Regions from separate parts of the Homo sapiens genome. Here region 1 is linked to region 2. Evidence: chromatin contacts called from ENCODE Hi-C data. All regions are on one chromosome and are shown on one strand. The core of a region is the stretch at or near the end of the contact, and the rest is flanking DNA. Distances in the headings are between cores, read along the strand shown.

What was found. Hi-C counts contacts between places; a loop is a spot of excess contacts on that map. Pooled maps may share reads with other maps.
Region 1: a pooled map of gastrocnemius medialis shows a loop between it and region 2 (4-fold over the local background). The contact joins the promoter of ANO5 here to the enhancer-like site in region 2. A Hi-C loop is called at or near these places in 1 of 50 pooled maps.

The regions. Positions count from the first base shown.
Region 1 is chr11:22,191,835-22,197,008 of GRCh38, forward strand. ANO5 (anoctamin 5) reads left to right here and starts at 1,251. Exons shown (of 22, transcript NM_213599.3): 1 at 1,251-1,698. The coding sequence starts at 1,659. RefSeq lists enhancers at 409-498, 729-788, 819-888, 1,539-1,628, 1,879-2,068 and a silencer at 1,069-1,118.
Region 2 is chr11:22,112,951-22,118,465 of GRCh38, forward strand. The region is part of intron 4 of LOC102723370 (a long non-coding RNA gene); the gene reads left to right. The region is part of intron 1 of LOC124902645 (a long non-coding RNA gene); the gene reads right to left. Among named protein-coding and RNA genes, the nearest start is that of ANO5, 77 kb to the right of the region's middle. Within about 2 kb of position 2,846, at least 2 of the 41 ENCODE cell types and tissues checked have a DNase peak (open chromatin) inside an H3K27ac peak, as active enhancers do.

The DNA of each region.
Region 1 (5,174 bases), core at 1-2,500, 77 kb after region 2:
TCAATGTAATATGAGTTAATTTTCTTTTCTTTTTTTTTTCTCTTCTTCCTTCCTCCCTCTTCTTTTTTTCTTTTCTTTACTTTCTTTTGAGACAGGGTCTTGCTCTCCATCACTTAGGCTGGAGTGCAGCGGGATGATTGTGGCTCTATGTAGTCTCAATCTTCTGGGCTCAAGCGATCTTCCCACCTCAGCCTCCCGAGTAGCTGGGACCACAGGTGCCTGCCACCATGACTGGCTATTTTCCAATTTTTTGTAGAGACAGGGGTATCCCTATGTTGCCCAGGCTAGTCTTGAACTCCTGAGCTTTCAAGCGATATCGTCCAGCTGAGATGATGACAGGCGTCATCCCAGCTGGACTATAATATGGGTTAATCTTAATAGCAGCTAAATGTTTAACACATTCTGTGGCAAGGACTGTGCACCGTGCTTCTCTCAACAGCCTAGGAGGTGGGTACTATTATCATTCTCCTTTAAATATGTGGAAACTGAAACTTAGAGAAACTTGCCCCACACTATCCAACTCTTAAGGGGCAGAGGCTGACTTGGAACTCAGGCCACAAGGGATGACCTTCCCCCACCTGTAGAGGGCAGAGATCCTGCTGGGAACCCAGGAAGCAGGCAGGGCCAGGAGAAAAGTCAATACTCCCGCTCCAGACGCTATGGGGAAGGGGCTGCTGGCACCTTGGAGTCTCGGGCCATGAGCCGGCCTTAAAAGGGAGGGGTTCCTTTAAGGGAGAGGGACTTTTCCCCACGAGACCAAAAGTAACTCCCAACTGGGAGAGGGGTTCTCTCCGAGTGGCACGCATGAGCGGATCGATGAAGACCCGGCCAACCGGCTGAGGGAGCATCGGGACCCCCTTTGGGGATCGGAGGAGGAGGATTCCGACAGGAGGGAAGCGGCAGCCCTGGGGAACCAGGATTCCTGGTCGTGGGTGGACCCAGTGGAAAAGGACGTGCGAAGCCTGTACAGAATGGAGCAGGCCGGCCAACAGGGCCGGGGGGCGGCGGGTCCCGAGGAGGGACGGGAGGCTGCATGTCCGGAGGAGGTGCGGGAGGCGGCAGAGCAGGGACCTGGGGACGGCTTGAGCGGAGAGGAGGGGGCCAGCGTGGAGCCAGCCGGGCCGGGGGGCGGGGAGATGGCGGTCTCCGAGGGTGGGGCGCCGGCCGGTCTTGCGGTCTGGAGGCGGGGAAAGAGGCGTGGAAACAGGGACGCAGCGAAGGGGAAAGGAAAGCTGCCAGAGGGCAGGAGTGGAAAGGATCCTGGCGAGCACCGGGAGGAGTGGCGGCTGCGGGATCAGCTGCCGAGCAGGCACAGGGACAGGTGCCTGGAGAAGTACTGGGAGAGCGCCCAGGAGCGCTACCGGCTGAGGGTGGGGAAGCGCAGGGCCAAGCGCGCGAAGCAGGTTGTGGGGGACCGGGTCGAGTGGAAGTACCCGCCGGAGAGGAAGGCCGGCTGGCTGTGGCGCCCAGAGACGGTGGAGTCCGAGGAGGAGGAGAAGGAGGCCTGCAGAAGGAAGAGCAGGCCCTTAGAAGTCCAGCAGCAGCAACTCCGGCGGCCCACAGTCAGATTCAGCACCTGCCTCAGATCTCCACGTCTGTCTCAGCTGCCCCTCTCCTGCTGCCTCTCAGGCACCAGTGCCATTAACGAGCTGGCGAAGATGGGCGACCCGGATCTCCTGGAAGTGTTGGCGGAGGAAGGTAGGACCGCGCCAAGAGGCGTCAAGGGAGAGCCAGGCTGGCTGCCTGCACCCCTCCACCCGCGGCGCAGAGGCCCCGGGGGACGTTGGCGGCCCTGCGGCCTGAGTCCTAGGGAGGTTCGCTGCGTGGCGTGCTCAGCGCGAAACCGGGACTGCGGGGCAGAGTCCCCCGCCTGGGGTGAGTGGGGTTGGTTTCGGCGCCCCACAGATTTCTCTGCTGCTCCTGCGCGCCAGGGACCTGCGACCTGTGACCCCTATGGTTCCGGAACACCCTCCTTGCTCCCCTGCAGGCCTGGGAACCGCCGAGTAATTCAGGGCTGCTAGGCTAGCGCTGCAGTGCTTGGGTCTCCGAACCCAGCCAATGGAAACGAAGGCTTTCCCAAAAAAAGCAGCAGTATAGAGTGCAAGACAGCTATCCCACGTGTAAGGAGCTGGTCCTTGAGTCTTATTACCTCACTCTCTCTGCCCGTTACTTATCATGCTTTGAGATGCTTGTTAATTGTAGGAGTAGCAGATCCTAAAATCTATCAGTTTGAGATACTGAGAGCCATAGGCACTTGGAAAAGCTGCTGCTGCTGCTGCTGCTGTTGCTTTTCAACAGCTTTCATTAAGCCCTTTAGTTCCGTTGAGAAATATTTATCCATTGTTTGCCAAAGCCTTTACACCACCTGTATTCCGTGGACCTATTTTAATACATGTATTTTCCTTAAAATGCACATACTATTTTGCTGCTATCTCCAGGACCCCAGTTCCTTCAATGATATTTTATTTTCATGTCTTGTTTAGTGTTGGATTTAAACACAGAAACAGTTTTCCAAAGTGACAAAAGATCTGATCATTACTATTCAGTCTTCAAAGGCACCGGGAAATACCGTGTGTTACTGCATCCTCCTCGTTCCCTTTTTTAAGCAGCTTTATTGAGATATAATCTATATACTGTAAAATTCACCTATTTGACGTGTAAAGTTGGATTTTTTTTAGTGTATTTACAGAGTTTTGTAACTATCATCATAATCTAATTTTAGAACACTTTCATCACCCCAAATAGAAACCTCTTAGGCAGTCACTTCCCATCCTCCCCACTTCCTACCAGTAATCTCTTTATTGTCTCTATAGATTTGCCTATTCAAGACCATTCGAATAAATAGAATCATACAACATGTGGTCTGTTGTAACTGGCTTCTTTCTCGTAGATTAACGTTTTTGAAGTTAATCCATACTGCAGCTTTTATCAGTGCATCATTCTTATTAATTGCCAAATACTATTCCGTTGTAGAGATATAGCATACCTATCCATTCATCGATGGTAGGATTTGTGTTATTTCCACTTTCTTTTGCTTCTATGAATAATGCTGCTATGAACATTGATGTATCAGTTTTCATATGAACATATGCTTTTATTTTCCTCGGGTATATATCTAGGAGTGGAATTGCTGGATTATGTGGTAGCTTTATATTGAACATTTTAAGAAACTGCCAAACTGTTTTCCAGGCATCTGCATGTTACCTTCCCATCAATAATGTATGAGGGTTCCAATTTCTGTACATACTCACTAACACTTGTTATTGTCTTTTTTATTATAGCCATCCTAGTGGTTGTAAAGTGGTATCTCAGTGTGATTTTGATTCTATTGTGATTTGATTCTACTGACTAATGTAGCAAGTATTTTCATATACTTATTAGTTATTCACGTTTTTGGAGAAGTGTCTATTCAGATCATTTGCCTGTTTACAAAAATTTAGTTGTATTTTTCATTATTGAGTTGCAAGAATTCTTTATATATTCTGAATACAAGTCCCTTATTAGATATATGATTTACAAATATTTCCTCCCATTCTGAGTGTTATCATTCTATGTTCTTAATGGTGTCAGTTGAAGCATACCCCCCTTATTTTTTTTTTTTTTTTATTTTTTGAGACAGGGTCTGGCTCTATTGCCCAGGCTGTAATGCAGGGGCATCATCTCTGCTTACTGAAACCTCTGACTCCCAGGCTCAAGCGATCCTGCCACCTCAGCCTCTGGAGTGTCTTGGACTATGGGTGCTGCACCACGACCTCCCCAGCTAATTATTATTTTTTTTATGAAGATGGGGTTTCACCCTGTTGCCCAAGTTGGTCTTGAACTCCACAGCTCAGCTGATCCACCTGACTTGGCCCCTCAAATTGCTGGGATTACAGATGTGAGCCACAATGCCCAGTCACACTCCCCCATTTTAAAAAAGGGCCTTTGTAATCTATTTATGCTTACATGTGATCCAAATTGTGCCTCTGATTAGGGTGGAGGTGAGAGAAATAGATATTGATGAGGAATACCGTATATTTGATGGCTGGGACTAATTACTGCATTCTGCCCAAATTCCTGTATCTAGATATATTCAAAGAACCAGAACCCAAGCATCAGGGAAGTGTGGCATTGATGAGATCAGGGCCTAAAGAGCAGCATAGTTCAGGCCACTCATATGACTCGTATATTTTTAGATGTTTCTTAGCATGTCAGTTCTTTTGCTGGTTTAGTTTTACTGCCCATTATTGAGACCTGTGTTCTTATTAGGTATCTTAGCCTACTTTTTTTTATTGCTATAACAGAATACCACAGCCTGGGTAATTTATAAAGAAAATATTTCGCTTTTGGTTCTGGAGTCTGGAAAGTCCAAGAGCATGGTATTGGCATCTGACAAGGACCTTTGTGCTGCCTCTTAACATGTTGGAAGGTCAAGGGAGCACATTAGACCAAGAGATAAATGTGTCCAAACTTATCCTTTCATTAGGAACCCAATTCTAATGTAACTGTTGCACTCCCATGAGAATGGCATGAATTCATTCATGAGGATGGAGCCCTCATGACGTAATCACCTCTTCAAGGCTCTACCTCCTAATACCATTACAATGACAGTTAAATTTCACCATGAGTTTTGGAGGGATATTTAAACCATAGCACTAAGATGTATGAAAAGTTCATTGTTATGAGAGTTTTTTTTTTTTTTTAATGAACATTCCAGTGGATTTTTAGAACTCTGCTTCCAGATATATTTTCTCTTGGATTTAAATGACACTGTTGGCTGGGTGTGTTGGCTCACGCCTGTAATCCCAGCACTCTGGGAGGCCGAGGCAGGTGGATCATTAGGTCAAGAGATCGAAACCATCCTGGCCAACATGGTGAAACCCCATCTCTACTAAAAATACAAAAATTAGCTGGGTGTGGTGACATGCACCTGTAGTCCCAGCTACTCGGGAGACTGAAGTGGGAGAATCCCTTGAACCTGGGAGGCGTACGTTGCAGTAAGCCAAGATTGCGCCACTACACTCTAGCCTGGTGACAGAGTGAGACTCCGTCTCAAATAAATAAATAAATAAAATAAAAATAAAATAAACGACACTGTTATGAAAACAAAAGTGTTGGCTGAAGAAGGCTGAAAAATTCAAGTTCCAGAGCATCAATTTTTAATAGCTACTTTCATTTCTATGTTTTAAAATATA
Region 2 (5,515 bases), core at 1,596-4,095:
ACCAACCCAAATGTCCAACAATGATAGACTGGATTAAGAAAATTTGGCACATATACACCATGGAATACTATGTAGCCATGAAAAAAGATACGTTCCTGTCCTTTGCAGGGTCATGGATGAAACTGGAAACCATCATTCTCAGCAAACTATCACAAGGACAGAAAACCAAACACCGCATGTTCTCACTCACAGGTGGGAATTGAACAATGGGATCACTTGGACACAGGGCAGGGAACATCACACACTGGGCCTGTCGGTAGATGGGGGGCTAGGGGAGGGATAGCATTAGGAGAGATACCTAATGTAAATGATGAGTTGATGAGTGCAGCAAACCAACATGTCACATGTATACCTATGTATCAAACCTGCACATTGTGCACATGTATCCTAGAACTTAAAATATAATTTTAAAAAGTGAAAAAAAAAACAAAGGTCAGACTAAGGAGAATGAGGAATGCCAGGGTAGACAGGGTAGTCATCATTAGTAAAAGAAGGTAACAATTTGAGGAATGATTTGAAGGAGATAATGAAGTAAGCACACAGGTAGAAGAAACAGCCAGTACAAACACCCAAATGATGGAAATTTTCCTGGCATGCTTCAGGAACAAGAAAAAGGCCAATGTAGCTGTGCTAATACAGCAAGGAAACCCAATCATAGATGAAGTCTGAGAGATCATGGGGACCAGATTATGTTGGGCTTTATAGTTCATTCTAACAACTTTGCTTTTGCTATGAGTAAAACAGAGTCATTTTAGGGCTTTAAGCAAGGATCACACTAGCTTCTAATTAAGCACAAAGGGACAAGGGTAGAGACAAAGAGAGCAGGTTGAAGAAAATAATATAGATGAGAGATTGTAGTGGCTTGGAGTCCACTAGTAGCAGTAGAAGTTGTGAATTCTGGATGTATATTGAAGGCAGCATCCTCAAGATTTCCTGAAAAATTGAATATATGAAAAGAAGAGAGAATCAAGGATGACTCCAAAGACTCAACAACTGGAAAGATGATTCCCTGAGATTGAGTAGACTGGAGGTGCAAGAAGTTTTAGGGGAAAGGTATTGGTTGATCTTTGGACATCTTAAATTTAAGATGAGTATTAGAAATCCAAGTGAGCATGCTGAGTAGGCAGTTTGAAATATGAGTCTGGAGATTAAGGGAGAAATCCAAGCCAGTAATATAACTTAGGATTCATCATCACAGACATAATGTTTCACACAAAGATGTCATGATTTAAAATTGCCTTATCCTCTCATCTCCTCTTCCTATTGAAGGAAATTTTAAAAAAATACACCAAAATATATTTCTTTGACATATTTTGAAATGGCTGCCCTTAGCCATCCTGACAGAAGTGGCCTTGCAAAGCTGAATTAAGTGGGGAAAATTTCCATCTATAGATAATCTCCACTAATACAGTCATGCCCCCTCCCTTTCTACACCTTTCCCCAGATCCGGGAGGGATTGAGACTCTGACACCTTTAAAAGACTGAAAAGAAACATTTACCATCTATTCTTTCTAGGGGAGGCTTCGCTACATAACAAGGTCACCTTTGCTGGCCAGAATGTAAGCCCCCATTCATTCCATAACCTCAAAATGGTATATTAAGTTTCTGTAACTCTTTGGGAAATTAGATTTTCATTCTAAAGGCTCCAATGTATCTATGCTAAATACATTTGTATGCCTTTTCTCTTATTAATCATGTTAGTGATTTTTAGCAAACCTTTAGGGGACCAGGAGCCTATGGCCCCCACACTAACTTTTCCCACTGTTGTATGAAAGACAAAAGAGGTGAGTGGAATAAAGGAGAAAGATCTGGCTGTATCTCCATTCCTATAGACAACTTCAGTCTTTACTTTGGGGATATAGGAAGGAGGGAGGACACTTACCTTTGAATCACGATTGAAATGTGTAAATAATATCTTGGACTTGGCTATCTAATCTAATCTCTAAAGATTTGAGACTTTAAGAAGTTATAAATCTATTTCTTATCTCAGTGTGAGGAGAAAAGTCAGAGGAAATTCATAAGTTTTAATCCAAATGCATGGAAATATTTTCCCTCATGAATACAGTTGGAAAGGGCATTTGGAGACAAAACAAAGCTGCCAGTTACTAACACAGCAGAGCAAGTACATTAAGAATTAGTTTATGCACTATAATATTTTTCATTTATCCATTTCTGCTAATCCTTCTTTCTGCAATCATGCAAAGAAAGAAACTATTGGTGTTTAATTGCAATAAGCTTCTAATTATGAAGGCATCTGAAGCTTTTATGAATACCTGAATGGATGAAGCTTAAGATTTCTGCAAATTTCTCTGCTCAACACTGAGCAATTTCTAATAAACAATTGGTCTTTATTGATACTTCCACTTTTACTGCAACTGTGAGAAATAAATGCCCTTGATTAGGTGCTTGGAAAAATAGACTATGATAAGGCAAGCTTCTTAGAAAGGTATTTGACTAGCTTAGTATTCTTACTTTTATGCAGACACAGCTCATCAGCTCAATTGATAAGATTCAGCACCAAGTTGTGGGTTGAAATGTCATGATGGTATACAACATCTTACTTGATGGCTCAAAAAGCTCCCTGACTTAATTTACTTCAATTTTCCCTCTTTATAGCAAAGCTCTCTTCTGAAAAGATACGTCAGATTTTTATGACTGGATGGAAATTATAAATGCTGCTTTTATAAAGCACTCAGAGAAAGCATCAGGTGTCAAGATCTAAAACAGGCTGTCAAGATCTAAAACAGGCTGTCAGGATGATCCTGCATTGACTGCTGTTCTGGCTGCTTTAAGGAGCCTAAAAATATTCACCAACATGCAAACCCAACAGCCCAGACACACATAAGAGGACAAAGCAGGGCCAGAGGCCAGCTATTTGTTATATAAATAGAACATTAGCATAATAGAAGGTATTTGCTTGTTTCAGCAAGACTACTGTCATAAACTTTGCGGAGTAATATGTTGCCTTTAATAGAACAGCTCAGCAATCATTACCGGCAGCAGCCACAATATGTCTGGGATAATAATGGATGGCTGTTCAAGCCAGAATTTCCCACCCTATGTTACCATTTTAGGAAGTTTGTAAAGGCAAACTGGAATGATAAAAGCTTCAAATATCAGGTGCACTATCATAGCCCGTTGGATGCAAAACCAGATTGAGAGCAGCAAGAGCTATGCAATTACCTAGGATATTGTCAGTCTGCTACACTAGCAAAGTTCCTGGGGCCTGGCCAAGTTTTAGCTCTTTAATACCAGCTCTCCTTGATCCTAGATTATAGAAGATCAGGTGTATTAGTATGTTCTTTCATTGCTGTAAAGAAACACTCGAGACTGGGTAATTTATAAAGAAAATAGTTTTTTTTTGTTTGTCTTTTGAGACGGACAGTTTTTTTGTTTGTCTTTTGTCGCCCAGGCTGGAGTGCAATGGCATGATCTCGGCTCACTGCAACCTCTGCCTCCCGGATTCAAGCTATTCTCTTGCCTCAGCCTCCCGAGTAGTTGGGATTACAAGTACCCACCATCACGCCCAGCTAATTTTTGTATTTTTGATAGAGAGGGGGTTTCACCATGTTGGTCAGGCTAGTCTTAATTGACTCACATTTCTTCAGGCCATGCAGGAAGCATAGCTGCATCTGCTTCTGGGGAAGCCTCAAAAAACTTCCAATCATGACAGAAGGCAAAGGGGGAGCAAGACTTCTCACATCGTGGGAGCAGGAGCAAGAGAGAGTGAGGGGCCCCATGCTACACACTTTCAAACAACCAGATCTCGTGAGACATATATTAGGAGAACAGCACCAAGGGGATAGTGCTAAATCATTCATGAAGAATCCACCCTCATGATGCAATCACCTCCCACCATGCTACCCCTCCAACACTGGGGATTACAACTGGACATGATATTTGGGTGGAGACATAGATCCAAACCATATCATCAGGCAAAGCCATTTCTTCAAGGAAACTAAATTTCTGCTTATACTTAATCAAAGGTAAACATGTGCAAGGTTTAGAAGATTCATAAGGGAAATCAACCGAGATAAAACAGCATTCTGAAAAGTGTACTGACTACCTGTTGTGCCTACTTAGACCACTGGAATTGCTCCTGCACTCCCTCTTCCTCTCTCTCTAAGAATGTTTGCTTCTTTATATTTTAAATTAGCACATCTTTTCCTGTAGATAACATAACAATTTATAAAGATTTTATCTATCATATATTCCTATAATTCCTCCAACTACAAGAAAACCACTATTAATATTTTATTTTTCCCAGTATTTAATATTTATTATAAACAAGCATGTATGATATAGTGTATATATATCATCATATTTATATGATCATTTATATTAATGTATAGTAACTATGTATTATTATTTATATTATTATAAATTTATGGTATATTTACATTAATTAATATATCATAAATATATTACAATTATTTATTTATATATTTATTTATTATATTAAGTATATAGTAAATTTATTTTTAAAAATACATAAAAAATCTTTAAAAATAATTTTTTGCAAATTTCATAACTTAGCAAGGCATATTGTTTTATTTCAAAATGTATTTCTTTACTAGCAAAGTTGACTACTTAAAATATATCTATATTGAAGCACCAGAACTGCTGACTATTACAAGTTTGTAGGGTCCATAAAGTCAAGCATATCTTTATACTAATGTGTAGAAAACCTCTTTCATTTGAAACTTTATGAAAATCAAAATGATTCATTAATAAAAAATGATTCTTAAAAATGTATTATTTACAGTTTTTAAGATATAATGCTATTACTACTTAATAGACTACAGTATAGTGTAAACATAACACTAAACTGTATTATTGTACAATAACCAAGGAAATCTACTCAAAATAAACTTTAAAATTGGGAGTGACTATGGATTTTTATTAATAAAAGGGTTTGACACGCTTGAGAAATTAAAATACTTGCATCCAATATGAATCCTGGTCCCCACATGTTCTGTTCATCTCATAACTATTCATCTGACATTCTCATTATTTGATTATGCACTTGCTTAATTTTTCTACTAGTTATAATATTGAACATTGGTTTCTATAGAGTATAATCCTTCCAACTTTCTCTTTTCTCTGACAGCATAGGAGTAATTTAATGAAACTGCAACTCCCTCTTTAACCTGATCATCTGATCTATAGTCCTCATTTCTATAAAAATTCTGTAATATTTGATAATAGGAACGCAGTTTGACATCCCTAAATGTCACTTGTTGACTGGAAGGGAATCCTAAGTGAAAATGTCTTTTGTCTCCAACATTGCAAACTGAACTACAACATTTTTGTTACTATGCTCTATAAGTAATAGTTCAATAGTATTTCTCCTTCATTCTCCTATGTTCCATGTGTGACTTGCTCAGGCACTGCTTTTTTAAACAACTTCTGCAATGTATAGTTATGTACAGATAAAAATTGCTGAAAATTTTTCATATAGACAAGGTCTAAAATTCCAAGTTTGGATACCCGTAAAATAATATCTGTGGATTTT